2 separate regions of the Homo sapiens genome follow, and region 1 is linked to region 2. Evidence: chromatin loops called from intact Hi-C (ENCODE). Cell type or tissue: Calu3. All regions are shown on one strand. Each heading gives the region's core, and the rest is flanking DNA. Links, peaks and the distances in the headings are about the cores only. Region 1 overlaps LINC01393 (long intergenic non-protein coding RNA 1393). Region 2 holds the start of LINC01392 (long intergenic non-protein coding RNA 1392).

What was found. A loop is a pair of places that touch in the nucleus more often than their neighbours do. Peaks named below come from ENCODE experiments on the same cell type or tissue, not always from the same donor. Only the 100,000 strongest peaks of a DNase experiment are listed, where the experiment ranks them.
Region 1: it touches region 2 in a loop (3-fold over the local background); 4 of 110 quality-filtered maps call a loop at or near these places.

Annotation. Positions count from the first base shown.
Region 1 is chr7:115,091,138-115,104,265 of GRCh38, forward strand. The region is part of intron 1 of LINC01393 (long intergenic non-protein coding RNA 1393); the gene reads left to right. Among named protein-coding and RNA genes, the nearest start is that of LINC01393, 19 kb to the left of the region's middle. In Calu3, for the core only: no CTCF peak of the experiment used is centred there; no DNase peak of the experiment used is centred there.
Region 2 is chr7:115,224,275-115,237,402 of GRCh38, forward strand. It overlaps LINC01392 (long intergenic non-protein coding RNA 1392), which reads right to left and starts at 7,081. Exons shown (of 5, transcript NR_126407.1): 1 at 6,909-7,081. RefSeq lists enhancers at 1,557-2,126, 2,127-2,695. In Calu3, for the core only: no CTCF peak of the experiment used is centred there; a DNase peak (open chromatin) is centred at 6,707.

The sequences.
Region 1 (13,128 bases), core at 3,429-8,428, 130 kb before region 2:
TAGGGCTATCTATATACATGACATACTATGAATGCTAGAACATTAATGAAAAATTATAACAAATTTCTAGTCCCTTCCTTGAGCATTATCATGCTAAAAAAAACTATAACAATTTTGATGGTTATGGCTGATGCCCTTTTGACTGTTACAATTTTAAAAATAACGTTAGTCAGCTGGAAAGCATATGTTAAAAAGGAATAGCTCAAGTGAAACAAATTCTTTTTGCTTTTGTCTCCAAGTGAACTGCACTGTGAACGGACACAAAATGTGTACGCATTGCCTGAGAGAATTGCAGTATGAGATAAGGTGTATCTGTCGAGTAACTGAAAACCTTTTTCTACTAGCAGAAATATTAAAAAATTGGAAAAACCTGTTAGTTTTTTTTAAATAAAAGTGAAACAAGTCATTTGGTTGTTTTTTTTTTTTAAAGTTTCTTTGTAGGAATATACATTTTTCATGTCAGTTGTCCTGAGGCTGGAAGGTAAATATGGTATGTGAAATGAAGTGCAACTAAAGCACTTTTTGAAGAAAAATTCAAATTTGAGAAATGAAGTTATCGTTTTTATCTTATTTGAGAAATGAAGTTACTGTTTTTATCTTATCTATCAAAATTCTTAATTACAGAATGAGAGGGTTTATGGCTTCCCTCTAGCATTACTTTTCAATGAAGCTGTTTACACTGCTTTTCAATGAAGCTATTCTAACATTATTTAGTAACCCCTCTTCCACGTTCTCCCCTTAGCTCAAAAGATTCTACTCTGTATTTTATAGATATATATGTGTGTATATACATAAGTATAAATATTAGACAAGAGCATATTAGACACACACACATATATATACATATATACATATATACACATATATATATATGAACTCCGCCTCCTGGGTTCAATGTGTATATATATACACACATATATATAAACACACACATATATTTTATATATATATACATATATATATATGAGTAGAGACAGTTCACTGATTTCGATTTGTTAAGAAATGTTTTCATGCAATTGAGACATCAAAATATCTGTATATAATGCCAGCTTTCACTAAAGGTCACATTGTACAGTCAAATTCTGAGAGGAAATGCACAGAATAACTTCATATATTCTCTGGTTCACACAGTGGAATTTTGCTAGCTAGATTTTATATTCCTTAGGTATAAACATCTTTGATAAAAATTGTTTTTGTTTTTAGTAAAAAATGGTGTTGTCCAGGAACTTAGGGCATGTTACTTAATTTGATGATCATTAAAATATGAATAACTATCTGGAAAAAATGAATTTTGAGTATCTTGATTTAAAAAAACCCTTAAAAACAGTGCAGTAAAGTCATTCTCTTTGTTTGAAGTTGGTAATGATGTTCTGGTTTGGGTGCTTTAAATTTTTAATACTGATCTCCAACACCTGACAGATAAATTTAATGTACCTTTCTCAATTATCTCTCTGTTCACTATTCATTTTCCTGTTCCCCTTGGCCATGTTTTCCTCTCTACTTTTCTTCCATCCTTTTTCCCCCCTAACTACCTAAATAAAGACAAAGTTAAAACTGGCTAGGAAAAACTAGATTTCTATTTCATATTTTTCTGTAAGAGACATATACTTTCCAAGTAATAAATTATCTTTACTGTCTTTTTTTCTTTTTCTTTTTCTTTTTTTTTTTTTTTTTTTTTGAGACGGAGTCTGGCTCTGTTTCCCAGGCTGGAGTGCAGTGGCATGATCTTGGCTCACTGCAACCTCTGCCTCCCGGGTTCAAGCGATTCTCCTGCCTCAGCCGTCAGATTAGCTGGGACTACCGGCATGTGCCACCACGCCCGGCTAATTTTTTGTATTTTTAGTACGGACGGGGTTTCATCGGGTTAGCCAGGATGGCCTCAATCTCCTGACCTCGTGATCCACTGCCTCAGCCTTCCAAAGTGCTGGGATTACAGGCATAAGCCACCGCGCCTGGCCAGTGTCTTAAATCCAGAGAACTGACCCATTTATGTTTGAGGATGAAGTGCACATATATAGGTTTGTTTTGCTCCGTTGGAATATTGAAAAAATAACAAACTATAATTTCTTTAGATCATAAGTACATGATTCAAATGATTACATGTGTGATGGTATAAAACTTAATTTGTAAAATTCACTTTCTAGCCACTAGAAAACTAACTCAGAACAGTTTTCCCATTCTTGGTAGATTAGTTCCACTGCTATTTTTGTGCAAGATGACATACAATCAGTAAAGAGAAAAAATTATGTAATTTTTTGACTTATATTTCTCCAAATGGTAGTCACTTATTACCATTATATATTCAAATATTTTAATAGAGCACATATTGTAGTTTATCTAGTTCCTTGAATTCTAAAGCATGACTTGTATAATCACAGGTGATATGTTAATGCGAATTTTTTATTCATTTTTGCAAGAAGGCAGCCAGGACCACAAAATAATTTTATAGTTTGTCTTGATACCTCTTATTAGCTATCTTTATTTCATCAAAATCAGCCCACTCCTTCAAAATAAAATATAAACAGAAAATGTGACATGTCAAATATTAGACATTCCAGCAGAGAATGAATCCTTTTTAATTTAACAAGGAATTAAACAATGTCAACTAATAAATTAGAGTTCACCTTTCATTAAAAATAAATCAGCTAGAATAATTTGACAAATTGCATACTGATAATTATAAGTTATATGTTAACGTAGGTACAGAGATAAAACTTACTATCTCTAAAGCATTCATGCAAATCTCGAAAGTTGCTCTCATATCTGGCCATCAGCACTCAATATCAACTTCCCACTAGACTCCTACTAAAAAACTCCCACTATAAAAACATGAGCTCAGTTGCCAAAAAGTGACAAAAACACTTGCAATAACATCCGATCAGTGCTCTAATGCAATAATCCACAGAAATTCATAATGATAAGGCACACTGTATCATGTAAATTGTATTAATCACTCCAGATTGCCATGGCACTCCCTTTTCTCTACCTTTTTGACTCCACCTGAAGCAGCCAACAACTCATCGGCCTTGAGAGTGGCAGGCCCTCTCTCTAGGCCACTTCTTTGCAACCAGGCTGACCAGTCTTATATACCTAGACTTTTGGTCTCCCCTGACACTCCTGGACCCAACTAAAATACGTACTACAGGTCATAGGATTTGGCATCCTGAACAGCTACCAAAGGATCCAGATGACGCAACCTGGAAGTGTGATAGGGGTAACTCACTCATGAGTAAACTGTGTCCCCTGGGAAGCAAGAGTCAAGAAAAAGCATACAAATAAATTCCACCTTCTTCCTGTATCACATGCACTGCTCCAAGAATGTTTCTTCATACAGTTCTCCTGATAGTTTCAGAATGTCTAGCAGAGATACCTGCGGAGGGACCTGTGGAGGGACTCCTGTGTGAAGTGGTAGTTGACGCTGCAATGCATCACTTTGCAGTTTTGTATTCTTCTTCACCTAACTTTTTTATGCCTCACTTTAGCTGTCCTGGGTTGATACAGTCTAAATAGTCCTTGCCTCAAGCTCTAATTTTTTGGGAATCTGGTATCAAACACACATGAATCTGGATTGAGAAAAACACAATCATTCACTCCTAATTAGATACTCCTGTCTTCATATAATAAAGCATTTAAAAAAAAAACAGGTACACCTACATCCAGATTCAAATTTTCAGAAAATGTATTCACTGGAAAAATAGGCAAACACTCTGCTTACATGGCAAGTAGGCAGAATTAGTATCCACTTTGACTATACATCTTCCTGAGAGAGAGAGGAAGAGAGAGAGCAAAGCCACGAAGATGCCTGGGCAGAAGTGGCAGTGGGTAAGAGGGTGAGAAGTGCTGTCAGCAGCACATGATATTGAAGATGAATAATCAACATAAGTAAACCTGTAAAGATGTAAGAGAAAACATGAATAACTCTGAAGGAAGAGCATGTTGGAAATTCTAAGTTTTCATGTACACCTTATTTTCAGAATGACAGAAACCAGAGAGTATGAACACTAAAAGATTTCATCTCACAAGACAATTTATTTGAAAGTTCTTGGAAACAAACTTATACTGGGAACTGAGCACACAAATTTGATCCTGAGGTGTAGCTTGAAGAAAGATATTTGCCACAGAAGAAGAAAATAAGACACAAAACAATTCACACCATATCTGATAGGAGACATTGTATTTGAATATAGGACACCATTTTAGGAGATCTCTTAAAAGAAAGAAATCCCAGTAACGTGAACTGAAGAAAGAGATAATGAGAATGGCATTTGAAGACTTACATGCAGAAAATACTTCTAAAAATTATCTAATGAATGGTCGAGAAGAAAATTTCAAAAAAAATTCAGCATCTGCAATAGGTTACAAGGAACCATGGCATTTATGAACAGCAGTTATAGGACTCATGAAGGAAAACCTGAATAATATTAAAAGGCAACAGGATTAGAGTGAAAGATAAGATGCGATAAGGAAGAATTGAAAGAAATTAAAAGGTAATAGCAGTTCTGAGCAGAAGTGATGTTGCAGAAAAACGAATCCATGATGTAAAGAATATATTTGAATAGCTCTCCTAGTCATCAAAGGGAAGGAAAAATATATATGATAATAAGAAATAATATATATCTAAGAACAAAACTGGAAAGCCAATATATTGATAATTCTACATCTAAAGAAGAAATTGGAACAAATGAGAAAGATGCACTATTCAATCATAAAAAATGAGAGCAAATATCCCAGCCAAAGGCAGACCATGATACAGATCGAAATAGGGTCACTATTCCAAACCAAGCAAATGAAGATATACCCAGACTGAGCTTAATGTTCTATGTATTAAGAATAAAAATAATTCAATTATAACTCGAGGAGAACAGATTACCTGCAACATAACAAAACAGTATAGCATCCAAACTCTCCTCTACAACATTAAATTCCTGAGTATTATGAAATAATATCTAAGAAATTTTGAGCATAAAAACAATTATAACACAGGACTTTTGTAAAAAAATAAGTTGTCATTTATTAACAAAGGCAAAAGAATAACATTCTTAGATTCCAAAGCCACAAAAAAATAAAAAAAAAATATGGCACTGAAATTATGTCGATTCACTCCAATTGACCAAGAGATGAATAAAAATTAAAAGCTTTAAAATAATGAAGACATGGTGTATCAATTGTTAAGCTTATTTCTTATCCCTAAACCCAACTTTGTGTAATCTGCTTTGTGATTCTGGGGCTGGTACAATGCAAATTACATGTCTTCTTTGCCAAGTGGCTCTCCCTGGCCAAGAATACCAATAGGAGGTGCCAGAGGAGGCTGGGAGGCAGAACACAGAGAAATAACTTGCTTCTTTCTGTTTCCATATTGTTCCTGTCAGCACCTCTAGGAAACATTTCTTCACCTCAGAAAGCAGAGTTGTTTCCAGTTGCCAGCTTCTTTCCACATTCTCAGATCAGCCTCATTGTGCTACCTAGAAAGCCCTTCTTAAATGTCTGAATCCAAGACTTGCGGGGGATTCCTCCTCTGAGCAAATGGAGCATTAGTAGCAGTCAGAGATGCCATCTTCTCAGAGCTCTGCAGGTGCAGATATTAGCAACATTTATCTTTTGTTTTCCTGGCTTAAGGTTGGTTGTTGTTTCCTGCAGTTACTAACTTGTGGTGGCTCAGTGTTTTCCTTTGCTTATTTAGTCCTCCAGTGCCTAACTGCTTTTCCTATGTTAAATTCTCTTAGTTAAAATAACTAGTATTGTTTCCAAGTTTCTGATTGAACTCTGACTAATATAATACATGGGATCATGTTAGAAAGGGATTAGTTTATCGTATCTTTGATCTTGAATTTGTGCTGAAAGTGCCTCAGTCAAGACCATCAAACCTCACCCCACCTTGCCAATGAGGAGGCCTCTGAGTGGTGGTCCCTGGGAGAGGAATGCAGACACCCACATGAGCATAGGGAGCCAGAAGCCTTGACTAAAACTTCCTCCAAAAAATTAATGCACAGGCTTTCTACTGAGCCCAGTGTGTGAGGGGCAGTATCCCCCAGAAGGGCTGTAGTACAGAGCCTTTGTAAATATCAATGGTTGGGCTTGAAAGATGCACACACACAGGATTTTGGCTTAGAGCCGGACTTCTGAGAGAGCCGTCCTGATCCTCCTGAGAGAGATGAGGGGGCCATTTGGTCTCAGATTGCTTACATTGTCCTCCTTCTATCTTGGCTGAGGCAGAGATTTGTTCCTCATTAGAATACACACTTATTTTGGATATGCATTTTTTTTCCTTGCCCACAAAGTTTCTACAAACACTATTATCCACAGGCTTATGAATGCCTTATTATTTACCATGATACAAGCAACATTGATCCTGGTCAGGGAACTCATTTCATAGCAAAATACATGTGGCAATGACTCATGTATATGGAATTCACCTAGTAATTACCATAAGCTTCTTCACGCAAAAGCAACTGACTAGTTTAATAAAATGGTCTCCCAAAGACTAAATTATGGCACAAATGGGATGGTAGCAACCTGATTTTGTGAGAGATTGATCTTAGAGTATACAGCATATACTTAGAAACAAACACCATTTGGGCTGCTGTTCTCAAGGAATAACATGGGGATCCAGGAATCAAGGGAAGTGAACATGGAAGTGGAGTTTCCCCTTGTTAAACCTTCAAACACACTTGTGGAGTTTTTGCTTCCAGTTTCCCAGTTTTGAGCTCTGCTAATTTAGAGATGTTAGCTTCAAATGGCAAAACACCGTCTAGGAAGGGACACGGCAATGGCATTGACTAGAAGTTGAAATTAGTAATAAGCACTAGAAGCAATTAAAGATCAAAATGATTAGATTATAAATCTGGGTTTAAAACTAAATGTAACACAGTAATTACTCTTTAATGAAAATTAATGTTATTTGAAAATATGTTATACCTGTAATCAGTACCAGAAATATTAGTAATATCATCAAAGTTTGAGTGGTGTGTATGTGTGGGGAGTTACTGGGAAGAGAGTAAAATTTTCCTAATTAAAGAAGAAAGACCCAAACATATTTTTGATGATGACAATCAAATAAATACATTTTAAGATGCTTTTGAGAATTCTTATATATTTGGAATGATTAAAATTAGGACGCATTCTCTAAAGATTGAAGAAAATTTAGAAAAATAAAAGGGAATACAAGCCTCATATAAAACAAGAGAAATTATGAGCAACAAATAACTTTAAAAATTGAGAATATAAATGATTAACATAAGCAAAGGTATAGTCTCTTAAATTATAAAAGAAATTGGATTGGACTTACCACAGAGATTATAAGATGAAATTTTAAAAATTCAATTCAATTACATGTTGTTCTTGACACATGTTAAAACCTACACACAAATTCAAAGTAACTTAATACTCAAAATCAACAAGGCAAGCATAATCAACAACAGAACATGAGTTGATATTATGTTAAAAGTACAATATGTTAAATGGAACAAAAAAGTCACTTTATCTTTTGAATAAAGTAATTCAAAATTAAGACATGACTATCATTAATCATAAATACCAAGAAAATAATATATTTAATATTAATATAGCTAAATTATTTTATATATTAGATATGACATATTCATTACATGAATAGCTACATATATATTCATATATAAAACATTTAGACATATGCGGAAAATTAAGTACTGGAAGTAATACATCTTTCAATTTTTTTCAAAGAACCAGACTTTGGCTTTGTTGATCCCCTTTGGGGCATTTATTTTCTATTTTTTTAAAAAATTATTTTCTTATATATATTATCTCTTTCATTTAGGTTTAGTTTGACCTTATGTATGTGGGTCATCAGGTGGCTTCTTATTCATTTTTAGTGTGTGTTTGTTGTTTTAGAGATACATTTAATGCCATTGTTTCTCTTTATGTATATCTTTCACTGTATCTTCCCAAGTTATGAATGTTATAGTTTTGCCTGGCTTTCAGATTGTATAATTTTTTTTGCTCTAGCTTCAAGTTTACTGATTCTGCCTTCTGTCGTCTCTAATCTGTCGTTAAGCCTGTCAGAATTTTTAAAAATTTCATTTATTGTTTCCACTTTCATTTGGTTCTTTTTTTCCATTTATGTGCTCAGATTCCCTATCTGTTCACTCAAAATGACCATATTTTCCTTTACATATTTAAAATTACTTGTAACAACTTCTTTAAATTATTTCCTGCTAAATCCAACATCTGAACCTTTTCAGAGTCAGTTATTGACTGTTTTTGTTTCTTGAATGTGGGCCACATTTTCCTGTTTGCATGTACACTGATATTTATTATATACCAGATGTTAGGGTAATGCATTGTTGTGATTCTAGATTCTGCTAGCCACCTCTAAAGAACATTGATTTTTGTTCTTGCAGGCAGGCCAATAACTGGCTGATCGCAGTGAACATGTGTCTGTTTTTATGCTTTTTTATGGTAGTTCTGTGAAAATCCCAACTTGCTTCTTAAGCCCCTCTAAATTGGAAGGATCTGAGCTCCCAAGTACTACATCCCCTGAACTTATTTAAAGAATTTTTGGCTTTTGTTATTCAGGCTTTGTTAGAGCATGTCTAGAATAGGTCTACTCTAGGGTGTGATCTTTAGTCCTCAGGTTGCGGCCTTTCTGATTTTCAGCTAGATGTCTGTGTTGGAATTGGGCTGAAACTCTACTTCCCAGCACTGTTTGATCTCTAGTATTTCTGTTTCTCTCTCAGACCTATAGTTGCTACTCATTGTTAAGCCTTGTATAGTCTGGTTCCATGCATGTGCAAACCAGTCCTCAGCCAAAGATTCATAGAGAATTCCTAAATGAGCTTCTGCCTTTCCCACTCCCAATCCCTGTGTAGCTCCCATCTTTTCAGTTTCCTGCCCAACAGATTCCAGTCACTTGGGTGGCCTCAAACGTGTATCTCTTCTTTCCACATCTGAGGAGGACCACCATGCTCCACTTGAACTCAAGCTCCCTAGACTGGGAACTAGGCAATTATCTCTAGGCAGAGAGCTAGAACAAACATGTGAGTCACCTTGTGAGTTTCCCTTCTTTCAGAGATTATGCTCTTGTGCTGCCTACTGCCCAATGCTTAAAAGAGTTGCATTACATATTTTTCCAGTTTTATAATTGCTTTTGGTGGCAGAATTTGTTTAGTACCAGTTCCTCTGTTATGGTTGAAGCAGATAATTACCGAAAGTAATTTGTATTTTCTTTTCCTTGCTTATTGGAATTTTCTTATTGAATATGTATAATATTGATAGCTATATGTTTTAAATTACTTCAAAAGAAAATGTTATTCAAGTCAGAAGAAGAAAATAGAATTCCTATTAAGTTTCACAGAGATTAAAGAACACACCTGGCTGTAAGCTTTCTTTCTAATATCATAGCCTTCTTAGGATGTGTTTTTATTATTTATCTTCAAATTTTTCAAAATGAGGAAAGAACTTGAAAGATGATTAAAAAGTAAAAAAAATTGGAAATGCACAAGGAATATAAATCCTGGAAAAAAATACACTGATACTTAATCAGTAGCTTTTATATTCAATTTATTTTTCTAACTCCCTGACTTCTACATTATAAATTTTAAGAATTTTGTACATAGTGTGAAAATATACTCTAACACACTAATAGGGCTAATGATTTCTAAGACGATATATATATCATGTATTGAGTACTTGCCCTATATCAGGCCCTGTGCTATATATACTATATATACATGGTTTTATTTAATCCTCATTACAACTGCCAAATATAGGCAAATTTATACCTATTTTGTTCCCACAAGGAAACAACCTTAGAGCAGTGAAGGAAGCTGATAAAAGTTCTTTCCTTTGGTAAAGTAAGTATGTCCTTCTGGGCCAACATGAGAATTAATGTCTCTGTGTGCACCTGTACAATAAGACCTTCAATGTACTCTTCATGTAGTCCTAGTATGCGGTGTTTATCTGCATATTCCAAATATTACTTATTAATACCTATGAATTCCACATATTACTTAATAATACTTATGAATGTTTCATTATATTTATACTTATCAAAAGTGCATATGGGCTAAAATTGTTTGAGGGACTGCTCTAAAACTTAGGTTTTAAAGCAGTAATGACATTCATTATTTTATCTCTTTATCCTCAATGTACTTTGCAAGTGGCTTTGATTATTTTCTTTAGTACAAGCTATGTGGTATGAGTATATCTCAGGATGAAGAACATGTTTTGGATTCTAAACTACACTATAAACAGAATCACTAGTCTTCAGAAGCAAATTTGTTGTCCAAACTATGTGGTTAAATATCCCCATATGTGCAAATGCTGACAATTGTTTGATCCAGGGAGAGTTGAAAGGGAGCTTCAGAGATGATTATAAAGAGAAACCTGAATGAACAAAACCATCTTACTCAGTGGAAACCATCCAGTTCCCAGATGAGAAGTCATTAAAATTTCTGCTGACTTTCACTGGCAGAATGAAAAAAGGATTAGAAAAGATGATATTAAACATTTTTAGAGCATATATTAATTGGATATATTCTCATAACTCTGTGACATACTACTATGACCAACCCTGTTTTACTGATGATCTAACTGAGAATTAATGGTTACATAATGTACCTGGGGTTAGTTACATCTCCTACATTGTAGGAGATTGAGCTAAGAGCAGGGACCAGGTAGACTGATACTCAAGGTTATACTCTTGACCACTACACTGTACTGCTTTGAAACTGATTAAATACAGGAAACAGTACTTTAGAGAATTTATGTCTTCTTAGTCATTTGTTTATATATCAATATAAATAAATTCTTACTTAATGTTGTTGGCCACTCTGGTTATAAGATTTCCAACTTTTGGTGAATGTTTTCTTAGGTAATTATTTGCTAAGCCCCTTTTCCCCATTGGTACCCTGCCCTTATTTCTAGCCTCATTTCTTACTACACTGTCCTACTTTGAGCCCTCTGAGAGCTTCATGGAGCCTGTTCTCCAAAAAGCTGAGAGAGGGATTCTATTTAGCCTGATTTGTTCCTGCTGTAAAAGTGTTTTAGGTTTGAAAACTTTCAATTATGTCATGAATGGGGAAACCTCTCTTAGGACCAGAAGGGGAAAAAAATACAGTGATTTTAATTTTTTACCCCTTAACACAGAAAGAAAGAGTAAGATTATTTTTCAATTAAAGGCTCTATCTTGGCCTAAGGATTTAAGATATTCAATCTCTAAAGAATTTGGCTTCCCAGGAGTGGGAATGTTAAATTTAAGCTATAGAATTGACTTGAATTAAAGCAAATTAGTAAAATGCGTAATTTTACTGGATTTGTGGAGTTTGCTTTGGTAGAGATTTAGATATATATGATTGCATATTTTTTTTCTTTTTTCTTTTTCAGACTACAGTCATGTAATCAGTCCTATTATATTAACTGGGTATGCATTTTTTTTTGCATCATGATAGCAGTTGTTTCAATTAAATTAATCCAAGCCAAATCCAATTGATTCATTTGGGAAACAACAGGGTCACTTGACAATGAGAAAACAAAAATGTTAAAGTGTAGAAAGAAATTGTAGCTCTGTGGGGGAAGCATTATATAATTAACTAAGGCATTAATATTATTTTTTTTAACTCACATACCAAAAGAAAGCTATATTTGGATATCAGAGTGCAGTTACTTCTCTGCCTGGGTAGGTGGTCTTCGATCACTTTTTCCTTTGTTGCCTCATTCTGCCAGTCTATGAACCTCTGCTGGTTCTGTCTACCCTCTGCTCTCATTGTCTCAACTGCAGCATTTAAGCTTACCTGGCAGGTGCGGTAAATATTAGGTATCCTTATCATTTGGCCTTCCCCTTCTCCAGATCATGTGGCTAGTAGAGTGACCACATATATGTCAACTAAACTTGGGCATTTTCTCTAGTGCAAATGCTGAATGAAGAAGGGCTCTGGTATAAGGGGCAAAACCAGGACTGTCCTGGGCAAACCATAGAGTTTTACCTATAGTATTGATTGCTCCTGCTTTCCCCTCACTGCCAATATCCAGGACTCAGCTCCTTCAATCTCAGGGAGTAGAAACTCATGTTGCTTCAAAGCCATAGTTATTTCCTCCTCCACCATGCTGGCTTAATCCATTGATACTGAGTTTTTGTTTTGACTTTACTCCCAAATTTGGTCCAGTTACCTTTTATGTTCAGTGCTAGAATTCTGCCCTATAACCCCAACTAAGAGCTTGACATTCTTCCATAAACTCAGTAGTCTTCTGCTCTTACACTAAAGTTATATATTTAAAGAGTAACACAGAGGCTGAGGCCTGTCCCCACTGAACATAAATGTTGCTTGCTGCCTGACTGGTCACCTGCTGAAGCACTACGCATCCTGGTTTCCTTTGCTGTCGAAATCTATAAACTTCATGGCAATCTGATGTCTCATCAGAGACCTAAGATACTGGCTGCTTTCTTAATGTTGGCACATGCTTCTGTGCCTCCAGATCTTTGAAAATTTTATAACTACGTATATTTCCGGAGCAAGACTCTTCAGGTAGTTATTTCATTAATTCTTGCCCTTCCATTTCAGATCAGTATATATCTAATATTACTCCCATGCTCTACTTGTGGCCTATGTACCCTTGGAAGGACCACTATTCTGCTCACCAGAGGCCCAAATTTTACTAAGGAACTTCCTATGTTCAACTATGTGGCAGACATGATTTGGAGTATAAATTTAAATATAGACTTGCTTGCGGAAGGGTAGATTACGAGAGATTGGAAGCAGGATTCATGTCAATTATGTCATTAAAGAGAACCAAAATGAAGAGACTAGAAAATGTTGGGAACTAATTTTATATTGGTGTTGTATCAGTTAAATTTCACTGATGGTAAGCAACATAAATCAACTTTAAAAATTTAAGTGAAGGAGGAACTTGTTGGAGGAACATTGGAGCCATATGTAGAATGAAAAAAAGAACTGTAATACTTTGGCCCTTGACCTTTGAGCCCTGAGGTCCTCATTCCCCAGCTTCAGAATGTTTTGGAAGCTCACCACTACCAACCCACTCCCTCTATGGGAATTTAACTTGGCTAAAGAGAGCTGACTTCCCAGGGGTGTTACCTTGATTAAAGCCACTCTGTTTAGCCTAATTCAATTTCTGTCCCATGACAGTTTGATGAGG
Region 2 (13,128 bases), core at 3,772-8,771:
CTGTGACATTACTTTGCTAATTTTCTTCTCTGCCACATATTTCCACTTGAAAAGAGAGGGCAGCCCTTCCCATGAGTTGTATCTACTTAGAGCCAACTGGGTAAAGCATTTATGAATACATTTTGGTTACATTGGCTACATCTTTTAAATGGGCTTCGAAAACTAATCTTAGGATAGCTGGGCATTTTCCTTTGACCAGGAGAGATTGCAGAGTGCTTTTCTCACCTCCTCTCTCTTAGAGGTTTATGACGTGAAACAAAATACTAAGTTGCTATTGTCAGCAGAATAAGAGCAGTTCAAAATATCAGAAAATGTACTGATACACAGTTATCAGTCCCCAAACCCCACCCAATCAAGAGATCTGGTGGATCTGTTTAATTTTCACCTCTCTAGTATCTACAGCCTATTTATTTAGACCTTCATGAGGGATTCAGAACAGATTCAAATTGCCTATGGAAAATGCTCTATTTCATTTAACACACATGCCCTGAAGACCCACTCTGTGAAAGACAATTGTAAGGATAAAAACAAGAGTAGGATGTAGACTCTGCTATCAAGAAATTTTTCATTTGATGAAAGAGATAGCCATGTATATAAAAAAAAAACAAAGAAAAATGTTGTGTTATAAAGGATAGAAGCAATGTTGTGCTGAATAGATATTAATTATAATCAGAGAAATTGGGAAGCAGCTTACATCCCTGGACCAGGAATATAATGTGGCATTTCAACCCCTGGGTGTAAGTGCTCAGCATGGAACAAACATCAAGAGTGTGAAAGGAAAGAGCACAGTACGATTGGAGCGTGGGCGATCATCTGGCAGGGCTGGAGCAGTTCACCCGGAGCGAAAGTAGAAAGACAGGTGCAGCCCTATCAAGTATCAGAGAAACTTGAATAGAATGTTACATGTAGACTGGAGAATATGAGGTGAGAGGCAGGCGTGGAGGGGTGAAAATGGTCTAATTGGGTTTTGTATATGTTCAGTTTGAAGTGTTAGCAGAATTTTAGGTTCTCTTTGTCTAAGAGACAGCTAGAGTGTTTAGAGCTGAGGGAGAAAGACAGAAACTGAAGACAGTTTGACTTGCAACACCATAAAAGTGGTAGTTTCAATCATCAGCATGAAAATGGTAGTTACAGTCATCAGCAGAAAGGTTGTAGTTGAAACTACGGAAGTGGACGAACTAACCCAACAACAAGGTGTAGATCAAGACCAGAAGAAGGTGAAGACAGATCCTTGGAGTATTCCTACCTTTAGGGCATAAATCTAGAAAGTAGGGTCCATGACAGACATCAAAAAGAAAAAAATAGGGAAGCAGGAAGAGAACCAGAAAAGCACATTATCATAGGCTCCAAGGGGGAGAAAAAGCCTCAAAGAAGAGCTGGTTGCTAAACAGGTGGTGAATTCTGTCCAAAGGCTAAGGGTGACAATATCAAAACAAAAACTCTGTAGTTGTGAGGTCGCTGAAGGTACTTGATGCTTTTTAATAGAGGTGTTGGTAGAGCTAGTAGATCGAGTAAAATTGTTAGCAGTTGGATAGTGCATTAAAAAAAGGGAACAGAGACCTCAGATTTAGAGGTGATAGAGTGGAAGGCTGCTGATGGATTTTCAGGGATATTAGTTCGAAGTGTCTCTTGAGAGATGTACAGTTTTAAGTGTGCTGACTCCCAAATATTTTCTTGGCTCAGGCTCTGCGGAGTGTCTTTGTGTCAGGTCCCTGGGGAGAGGATATAAACCAAAAGCACTTGATTGTCTTTGCTGAAGAATGATAAAGAAAGCTATAATCGCCTGTGTGTTAGCACAGGTGAGGTCAGCATCATACAGGGTGGGATTGCCAGAGACAGAAGCAGAAATTGCCATTTGAAATAAACAAGTGTTACAGCAGAAACTCAAAGTACTCCTTGTGTTCGCCTTTCTCCTCTACATCTAAGCCCGCTAGAGAAAGGAAGGGAACTTGTGGGTTTGAGGGACATAGTAATACAAATGGATAGAAACTTGAAAATCTTTTAAGATTGGCTACTGAATCTTTGATTTTCTTCCCTTAAGATTAGTATGGCTTTTGACAAACTTATTATCATCTTTGCAAAACAGGGAAATACATTTGACTTCTGTTAAGCCCAAGAAGGCCTTAACATTCCCCCCAGCTTGACTACACTTCAGACAAATTTCTTCCTGCCTATAAGCCCCTGATCACCCTTTTCTTAGAGTATTTACTTTAGAAAGCTTGTAGTTGCAAATTCCTTCTCTGTCCCTTTGAGATGTAAATCTTCTCTCAGCCTCTTGCCAGTTTTACTACCTAGGAACGTCTTTCTCAAAGACCTGGGAGCCATCCCTTTGAAATGGAATCATCAGGAAAGATAAGGTCCCTACCCCCATTCTCTGTAAGAGGGCAGGAAGCTAACTTTCCTAAGTGATAATTGCCAGTTAGCAAACTCAAATGGCCTAATCACATTGACAAACCTCCCCTCAATTCCCCCAAGGTACTTTCCTAAGACCTGGCTTCAATGCTTAAAAACCTTCCCATCTTGTTTCAATGGAGTTGAGTTTAGTCTCTTCAGTTGCAATATTCTTGACCCCTATTGCAACAATCTTGAGTAAAGCCTTCTTTCTTTGTTTAATTCTGGCTGTTGCAATTTTTATTTGATACTTTCAGAAAGCATATTTTATTATCATTGGAGCTTTGATTCTCATTCTTTATTTTTTTTTATATTTTTAATGTTTATTTTGGAACAATTTCAAGTTTACAGAAATATTGCAAGAATATTGCAAATAATCACTGTGTACTCTTTAGTCAGAAACACTAAAATTTAACATTTTACTATATTTGCTTTATCTCTCTCTTTTTATATATGCGCGCACACACACAAACACACACTTTTTTTTCTTTTTTAAAAAATTCTTTCGTACATGGCCCCTATCTTCCTAGGTTGGCTCAATCTAGAAAGACAAGAATGACGTGTTTTACTGCCAGGTGGATGGACTGGCCCAATAATTTGGAAGTATGGCTTAGTGGAATGGAAACTGAGAGACATATCCCAGCCAGCAAAACAGAGGCATTTCAGCCCTTCCCTGAAGCATGATATATAGAATACACAATAATTTAATGTTTTAAAATGTAAAATGTCTATTAGTAATTTCTGATATTAAGGGGATTATCATGCCTATCTCTGTATTGAGCTAGTTCAGAAAAGTAGATTTGGGTCCTGAGTGATGGAATCTGAGCTCTAGAACATCTACTTGATTTAGATTTAGCTGCCTCCCATATGTGCTAAAGGATAAGGCCATGTTTTAAAAAGAGTTATGAAATATTTATTGAAAAAAAATACAGCAAATGTGCAGAAGCTGCCTTTCCAAACAAAATAACTTGGTCATTTTATTTTTATCCCCAAACTGCCTAAACGCAGCAGCCAACATCATGGGCTAATGGTTGAAAATGAAGCTGTTCTTGAGTCATATGAGGCCAGAAATAAAAAATAAAGTAGAAAAAAAAAAACTTTTTGTATGGTTGAAATACTATCATTTAAAAACAGCCAAGATAACTTTTCAGCAATAAATATAGTTGCAAGACTATGTGCTAACTTTTGTATATCTCCATTTTTTACTAGACATTAATACATCCTACAAGGGGAAAAAGGTCTTTTAATGGAAATGCTGATATTGTCACGATATGATGTTAAAAGGAAAACCTTAAATTGAACAGAGTTTAATTGAGCAAAGAATGACTCACAAATCGGACAGCCTCCCGAGCCAGAGTAGGCTCAGAGAGACTCCAGTGCAGCCACAGGGTTAAAGATTTATGGACAGAAATAGGAAATCGATGCACAGAAAATGGAACTGAGGTACAGAAACAGTGGATTGGTTACAGCTCAGTATTTGCCTTATTTGAACATGGTTTGAACAGTTGGTCACCTTTAATTGGCCAAAATTCAGAGATTGACACAAGAATTGGTTAGTTGGTTTACATATCCAGTTAGGTATCAGTTCACTACATATGGAGAAACTTTTAGGCTGAACTTAAAATATGAAAGGAGGCAGCTTTAGGCTAACCTAGGGTTTTCTTTGTATGCCATATGATTCTGACCTGGCCTGTCATATCTTGAAAGTATTTAAAAATATTTTCAGCAAAGTGCTTATCCCACATCCTAATAGATTTGGATATTGAACTGAACAAACACCATCCCTATTTGCCACTTGAACTCCTCAGTATAGTGTTCTCATTTTATAAGATTCCTGATTTTCTAATGGCAAATTTCTGTGGGCTACACTTTCACTGGCTGCCATGGTACTAAATTTTATAATAAAAATAACTCCATGCTTTTATTTTTAGTGAAGAAGGTGATGTCCATATAATCCAAGTTCATATGGTACAGAGGAGAGAATTGAGTAAGAAATAAGAACGAAACCCATACAGCCCTTTCCTCTGATTCGATCATTAAGGCATCAAGGGAGACAGCTGAATGTGTTCTCTATATATACTCCTGAAGTATTATATGAGAACGACAGAACCTTTCACAAAAGTTTATGAAAGCAAATTTCACACTGAATTCTTTTATCATTTGAAGAGGAAGGTGTAACTTGAACATTCAAAAAAATCTACAGAGGCTGTGTTTGGGTTAAGAAAAAAAAAAAAAGAACACACTCCTGACAATCTTCTCACACCATGTTATTGAGCCCACATTTCTTCCTATTAAATGTACCCATGAGTTTTTGTAACCATTCACCCAAAAAGGTCACTTGGCATTTTAGCTCCTGAGATGGGGACACACTGGGTGGGTAATAATGGCCAGAGAAGTCAAAGGGATAAACTTAGAAGCCACTATCTCTACAACTTTAAAAACTCAAACCCTACCTCCTGTTGGGGCATAAAATTTTGAAAACCATTTGTAGACTTATCAGTGAGAGCCTGGGTATAAAAGAGGAATGATGCTTTGCAAAATCCCCCAAGACTGCCCGAGCCTTTTCATGGTAATGAAGAAATGTCAGTGGAAGTTGATGGGGCGTGTGTGCATGTGTATGGATGTGGGGGTGGATGGGGCGCGAGAGAGGGAAAGGCTGGCAGACTGAAATTTTACATCTCAAATGTCATTTGGAAATCACTTGCGTACTCCAAGCCCAAGTCCTAAACTCTTCTGCTATTAAAAATGGTCTGCAAACAGGTCAGTCTGCTGTAAAAAATTGATTTGACAACAGCATTTTTAAGTCTTTGACGGCTTGAAGTTGGCAGCATTTTCTTCCGCTCTGATGTGGTTTGAACAGAAGCATGTTTATCTGTTATTTATGTAACAGCCTGATGAAAAAATGGGGCATGTGCTTCCCTTCTATTTGTCTTCTGCATTAACCTCATTTTGAGGTCAGGTGAAAATGCTATAGGTACTGATTGCAGCACGTTATCAGCATTATTGCTTAATGTGCCATCAACCACAAGTGCAAGTGGGCTCAGGATCATCGCCGCGGTCTTCCCAGGAATCATTTATCTGGGGCTAACTCCGAAAAAATCATTTAGAATTGTGACATTTAAAAATAAAGATTAAAAGTTCTGAAAGGAGCAGAAGTCATCCACACAGGGCCCTCTTGGCACCATAAATCAAAGTTTGTTAGAGCTGCAAATTGGAAGAGCATAACACAGAGGTGCAACCCTTTGATGTGGTTATGCAACTCACTGGTCTCCACCACTTACTAGACCACTTCTATTTTTGAGTACTATTCTCACAACGTAGACTGTGATTTTTTGGCAAACAAGCACAAAATCCAGGGTTAAAAAAGATAAAATGTATCTAGCATAAAGCATCTTTTAAATGGAAATGCCAAGTTCTTTATAAATTTGAAAAATTTATTCATTACCCGGCTTCTAGGGGAGCCCCTTATTTCCATTTTTTTTGCTGGGGCTATCTGTTTCACCCCACTAGGCTTTCCAAATGGCTGTCCACAGATGCTGAGCCTTTGGTCACCTCCGAGTGGTGTTTGGAAAGAGTACTGGGGAACTGGGCTGCTTTTTGGCCTCCTTGCACACAATTCAAGTCAGAGCTTTTGATCTTAAGGTAATATAGAGCTTGGAAACAAAAAATCTGCATTTAGTTTGGAATATCTGAAAATGATAGTGGTTAGGAAAAAGGATGTTAGGCATGGTTTGTGTGCAGGCTATTATAGGTACTTCCTTTCCAAAAAGGTGATATTTAGTGCTACAAATTAGTTATCATATCAGTATTAGAAGCTTTGTTAGGAATTCCAAATAATACGCAATTGTGATTATACACAAGGTGTTTGCAAGCCCCATCTTGTAGGTATTATTAAGCCACAGAATATTTTATACATTTTAATAATTAATAGTCAAACACCTTGCTAAATACTACTCCTTTTGAGGAGAAGTAGTAGAGAAAGAATACAATTGGCTGTTTATATTTTTGTCTTATTCATAAAGAGAATAAAATTATGTAAAAGTATTTATAAGGAATTTATCATCCCAAATGCATTTTAATAGTTGTAGATAAATACTTCTGTTTTGAGAAGGCTTCAGAGCTGTAACAGAAAATGAAATAAAGGGCTCATGTGGAAAGAACTTTACAGCATGCTGCAACTTGATTGTTCACACTTCAAAGCAATTCTAAGAAAAACTGTAAATAAGGACTAGGCATAAAACTCTGCTGGCACCTGGGAATACTCAGCCCACTGCACAACAGAACAGAATCTGAATTCTGGCAAACAGCCAACCTCTGTGGATAAATCTGGAAAGGCTTAATGTACACTGAAGAACTGATGTACTCAGAAACTATGTGGGTGTACTTAGCTTCATGCCACTTAGAGAACTCATTGACTTCCCTGAATACAAAGTAGATCTGGTCATCATGTGTTACACCAGATTCTAGTACTGCTTGCAAGCCCATAATAAAACCCAGAGTTTATAGGAAGGACTCACCTTTCTCAAGAGATACTTCTCCTACTCTCTCTCCTTTTTAATGCTCATTTGGACTTATTAGACTCTCCAAAGCAGTTCTCATACACTTTAACAAGATGAAGATATACTAGGAAAGGTAATTGGGTGAGCATTACTAAGTGTGAGTCATAAATAGTGTAACAAAGGCTTTGAGTGAGTCATCTGCCTAAGTTACCATAGCTATACCCAACATAACACTGCCTTTCTCTTTGTTAAGTGGACAAACTACCATAACGTCTAACAGTATCAATAGCATGTTTTTTTGAATAGCTCATTTTTAAATATTCTCAGTTGTTTAAGTTTATGTCATATATTTTCCAGATTAAGGCTCTTTGGAACAGAAACCACTGTTATAAAGATAGGCAACAGATCACTTGCGTATTTTAAAACAAGAAATGCACAGACATTGTAGGGATTTGTTTTTTCATGATAGCCTGGTAATAAAAAAGTTTAATACAAAACCTTTCATCTTCAAAGGGATCTGAAAAACGTAATTATTCAACGCAATAGCAAATGTTAGATTTCTATTAAGTTAGCTGAATTTTCCAGTTTCTTTCCTTCCCTCAGCATACATTTTCCTATTGCTGGCTTCACCAGAAAAATAACAGCTTAAAATTTATCCCTAAGCTAAAACCCATTAAATGATTGACACAATCTTAGCTAACATGAAAAGTGACTTATATAAAACCTGGTTTGCTGTTTGGGGGCATATTCTGCTCTCAGCAAATGAATGCACATTTTTCTCCATTGATCAGTGGAAAGAAGTGAATATTCTTCAAACATGAAACTTTCTTATATAGCTAAATATCTTTTGTGCTACTATGAGTCATTCCTGAGCATGTCTTTTATTCCTTTGTGATTTTATCAAAGTTCAGATATTTTTAAAAGATCTTGGAATTTTCTAAATAGGGTTCACGTAATATATTCTCCAGCTATATACTTTTTTTTAAAAGGTATTAGAACGAATTCAGATCCTGACATACCATCTTGTGTTTCACATATGATCAGTCACCTTCTTAAGATGATAACAACTTTGACGTTGCAAATGAACACATTCCCATGTGCTTGAGGCCAAAAAGAGGCAGTCAGTGAAACTAAAAGGAATTGCCTGAATATGACTGTTATTTCTATTTGTTGCTAGGTTCTTATTGGAATCTGTGTTGGTAAATTAATTTGGGGTGCACATATCATAGGGTTGATATTCACTTTGTGTCACCAATATGGCTGTATTTCTTATTGAAATACTGAGAAATTTCTGTATAGATTAGTAGGTAGCTGTTGCTGCAGACCCTGCCAAATGTCTGTCTGTCTTTTCCTGCTGCTCTGGTCCCACACGGGGATTGTCGCTTCTTCTCCTTACTTCAGAAATTGTTAATATCTTTGCACGAGTTTTTTCTTGGGCTCTATTCCTGAGCCAAGACTAGCATCTATTCTGGTTGGTTGTTGTTTACGCTACACATATATTTTAAAAGTCACCTCAGCTTCTGTGTATGGGAAGTGATGGAGTCAGAGTGTCCTAATTGAATCCTGAGTTCTGCTACTCAGCAATGCATGATTTTGGGTGGGTTGTTTACCTGCTCTGTGTCCCAGTTACTTCCTATGTAAAATGGAAATAATAAAATGAATTAGCTCACAGGGATTTTGTGCACATTATATAATACATGTGAAGTACTTAGAATAGTGTCTTTCAGTAAATGTCCCATAGTGTTGTCGTCTTTGCTGCCTGGTGTAGGAATAGAACACAAATTTCTTGATTGTGAGCTTGAAATTTTTACACTAGATAATACCCCTCTGGCTCCAATAATGCTGGTGATATAATAAGGTACTAGACTACAGCAATCATTTGAGTGAGAAATGAAATCTATTTTCAATTTTCATTTATTTAAAAACATGGTTCACCTGAGAGTATTGCATGCTGATTTTCATTATTTACAAGGATGTTATGTAAATATAAAGACTAGAGTTATTACTTGCATGCTATGAGCCAAGTAAAATTTAAATGTGACTAAAGGAGAAAGCCAGGGACTACTTACTGCTACCTAGCACTGACCTTTCAGAAGGGCAACTTGAACAATTCTACCTGCAAAAAGTGCCTCATTAGCTGACCGTACAGCATCTCCACTGTCCAGGTAGAAACAGGATGGAGCAGTTGGTGAAGGGACCACATTGTTTTTGCTTTAATCTTATTGGTGACATTTGCATCTGTCAAAACTGTCCTTCCTCCCTGAGGACTGAAGCATTGTGGATCACAGTCCTTTTCAGTCAAACTGATCAGTTCATTTAAAAATTATCTCCTGTAGGACGGGCATGGTGGCTCATGCCTATAATCCCAGCACTTTGGGAGGCCAAGGCAGGTGTATCACCTGAGGTCAGGAGTTCAAGACCTGCCTGACCAACATGGAGAAACCTTGTTTCTGCTAAAAATACAAAATTAGCTGTGCGTGGTGGCACCTGCCTGTAATCCCAGCTACTCAGGGGGCTGAGGCAGGAGAATCAATCACTTGAACCCAGGAGGCGGAGGTTGCGGTGAGCCAAGATGGTGCCATTGCACTCTAGCCTGGGCAAAAAGAGCGAAACTCTGTCTCAACAGCAACAAAAAATTAGCTCTTGTATTCAGCATAATTGTCAAACCCTGTCACTTCCGGTGTGTGTATGTGTGTTGTGTGTGTTGGGGGCGCTCAGGGGATTGTTGAGAGGATAAGGGGAAGAGGATGAAAGGGAGATGCCAGTTAATCTTATTAAATGGGTTTTCTTTCTGCTGTGAATTAAATATCACCTTCCTTTTGTCTCTACTTTCTGTGGAGAGGGCATGGAGGGAATTAGCCACAGGAGTAATTGATTATTCTGTTGACACCTACTACACTGCCAGATGTCACAGGCTGTGATGCACCCCTTCATTAATGGGCTGTGGATCATAAAAATAATTTAAATTGGATGGTGTAAAAATAAACTGGATGGTTAAAACGGGCTTGGTGTCAGTCATACAAGCAGCCACACTATACATTTTGTGCCTGAAGAAAAGACAGAATAGGCAAATTGCTGTTGGTCACATTTTGAAACATTGTTGAAACAGAAAATGTATTTATTTATTTAGTTTTTAGGAATAGCTAAATTCAAACTCTATTCCTAAGTTAGCTGGGTGTAACATTTACTTACTCATTTTTATAAATGAATGTCATGAGAAAAATTGCCTACATAGTGAGTTTTAATTATTAAAGGAGAAAAGTGAATGATGTGTGGATACTCCACGGTTGGAACTCTCAGCTAATATTTTTCTTACCTCTGATTCATGAAGGTCCATGTACAGCAATGGGTGCAATATGCTTTAAATGAGAAAATGTGTAGTGGACTTTTATTTTTCCTCATCAGGGGCCACATGATAACTTCAGAACTAGGACTGGATTAAAACCTTCAGTGGCGAAAGCAATAAAAACCATTATGGAGATTTCTGTCTCCACCTTCCCATATGCAATTAAAAAAAATTAAATTGCAAAATATGTGTAAGAAGGTTGAATGACATTTTGTTTTTCCGCCATGTTGTAGTTCTTTTGCTGGAAATATCAAATAATAAAGCATTCCTATTTGTCTTATTTTTTGTGCCCCTGTGTTTCTGAAACATTAGTCTCTTCATCAGATGATTCAGGATTTTCATTTGTAAAAGTACAAATTTTTTTTACTTCATTTTATTTTACTGCGCTTGTAACAACCACACTTAGACTTTACTTCTGATTCACAAACCTTATGTGATGCAGATTCATTTAAAAGTGGTGAGCCCTAACCATACTTTTGTTTATACTTTGTCTTACTCTCTTTCCAAACAGATACAATATGCTGCCTAGCAGCCAGGGTCTTCCCTGATTAAAACTCCTGAATAGTTTCCCATTGTAATGGTTATGATGCTAACAGCAATATTTATACATCATTTGCTATTTGTCAGGTTCCATTTAAGTGCTTCTGATATATTAACTGATTCGATACAGAAAATGAATCTACAAGGTACTATTATCTGATTTACAGATGTGAAAATTAGGAAACAGGAGTTGAATAACTAAAGTAAAATCACACAGATACCAAAATGGCAGAGTCAGCATTTGAACTCAGATTTCAGTTTTAAACTATATGTAAAATAAGACTTACGTTTTAAATTTTTTAATAGAAGAGAATGAAAATAATAATACTTGAACACTGAATCTCTCTCCATATTTTAATGTTCTTTTTTCTACCAGTTTTGTATTTTTTTGTATATCTTATCTATATTTAAAAATCAGATTTATATCTAAGTATTGAAAATTTTAAATTTTCAAGTTCCAATTGTTCTTTGCCAGCCTTTCATATATGAAATTTATATTCTGAGACCTAGTCATACTCAGTTATTGGTTCCAGGAGTTTTTGGTTATTGTTGATTTTGGAATTTTTACCATAGATAATCCTGCCATCTGTGAATAGACACAGTCCTATTTCTTCCTTTCCAATCTATAAACTTATGTTTATTTTTCTTGCTTTATTGCACTAGCTAGAATTTCAACTACAGTGTTGAATAGGACTAATGAGCAAGGACATAGTTGCCTTGTTCCTGATCTGAGGGAGAACATGTCTAGTTTCTTACCATTAAATATAGTGTTAATTGTAGGTTATCGGTGGGTGTTATATTGAGGAAGTTTCCAACATTCTTTGTTAGCTGAGGGTTTTTATCCTGAATAGTGTTTTATTTTGTCAAATCCTTTTTCTGTGTCAACTGATGTGATCATATGAATTTTTCTCTTTCATCTATTGATATGATGCATTACATGATTGATTTTCTAATGCTGAACTAGCCTTGAATACCTGGAATAAACCCCACTTGGTGTATAAGTATTTTGATTGGTACCTTGTTATCCCAAGGGGATTGATTCCAGGACTACTTTTGGCTACCAAAAGCCATGCATATCCAAGTCCACAGTCAGACCTGTGGAACTGCTGATATAAAAAGTTGGCCCTTCGTATTTGTGAGTTTTGAATGCCTCAAATACTCTATTTTCCATCCACCTTTGATTGTGGTTGTGGAACCCATGAATACGTAGGGACAACTGTATTTACTGCAAAAATCCTCATGTAAGTGAATCCATGCAGTTCAAACCCATGTTGTTCGGTGGTCAACAATACTCTTTTTGAAGAGTCATTCTTGAGGTAATTCAAAAAGGTAGAAATTTATTGTTAAGCACAGGAAGGAGGCCTATTTTAGTGAGTCTCTGCTAATCTTGGAGGGGTGACATTTATGAAGCATTGGTGACAGCCATAGCTCTTATGGAGCTGACATGGTTCCACCAGATGATGTAAGGTCTCTGCTGCTTTCTTTAGAAATCTGAACTTCAAATCACTGTCAAATTATACAATATGAAATTATACAAGTTTCAGAGAAATTTATAATCCTTTACCTCTTAGTTACATATGACAATGTATTCCAAAAATTATTCTCAGGGTAAAGGAGATAATGTTCAAGAAAAACAAAATCTCCCAGATTTTGGGAGTTTTACCTGTAAGAACATAGTAAAACCTAGAGAGAAGACATCAAATATAATATAGATAATACAGATTCCAGTGACAGTTATAGTGGAGAAAGCCTGGTACTACTCACTGTTTTTCTTTTTCTTTTTCTTTTTTTTTTTTTGTAGGAGGAATAATCACGAAATAACGTGAGACAAGGTGCCTCCCTGAGTCAAGCAGTGACCTGGTCTTACTGAGCTTTTGGGCTGAGCAGATATAGATATTTTCTCTCACTCTTACCTCCTCTATGTCCATCTATGCCTACCAGACAGGGGAGATTTTGAATTGATATCCACTACTATGCTTACACACAAGTGTCTGTAGACAAATGGAAAATTCACCAACTAACCTCCCTAACAGGAAAACGTTACCCCTAAGCTATTAAAAGCTTATAATTTATAAAGCTGCACCAGTTATTCTTGTGATTTTTTAAAATGTATCTATATCCAGATAGAATATAGCTGTGGGTAGATTCAACAACTATGTAGTGATAGTGTGTGAATAAACACTCCACCTAGGCTGTACTTATGTATGTGCTTATGTATGTGTATTTACCGAAACAGTACTTTTACTGCTTATTGGTGGTTACGTACATAAAACATATTGTATTAGCAGCAGGTCACTTTGTGTATATGGCTGTAATATAAAAAATAAAGATGATACATTCAATTTAGAGCTC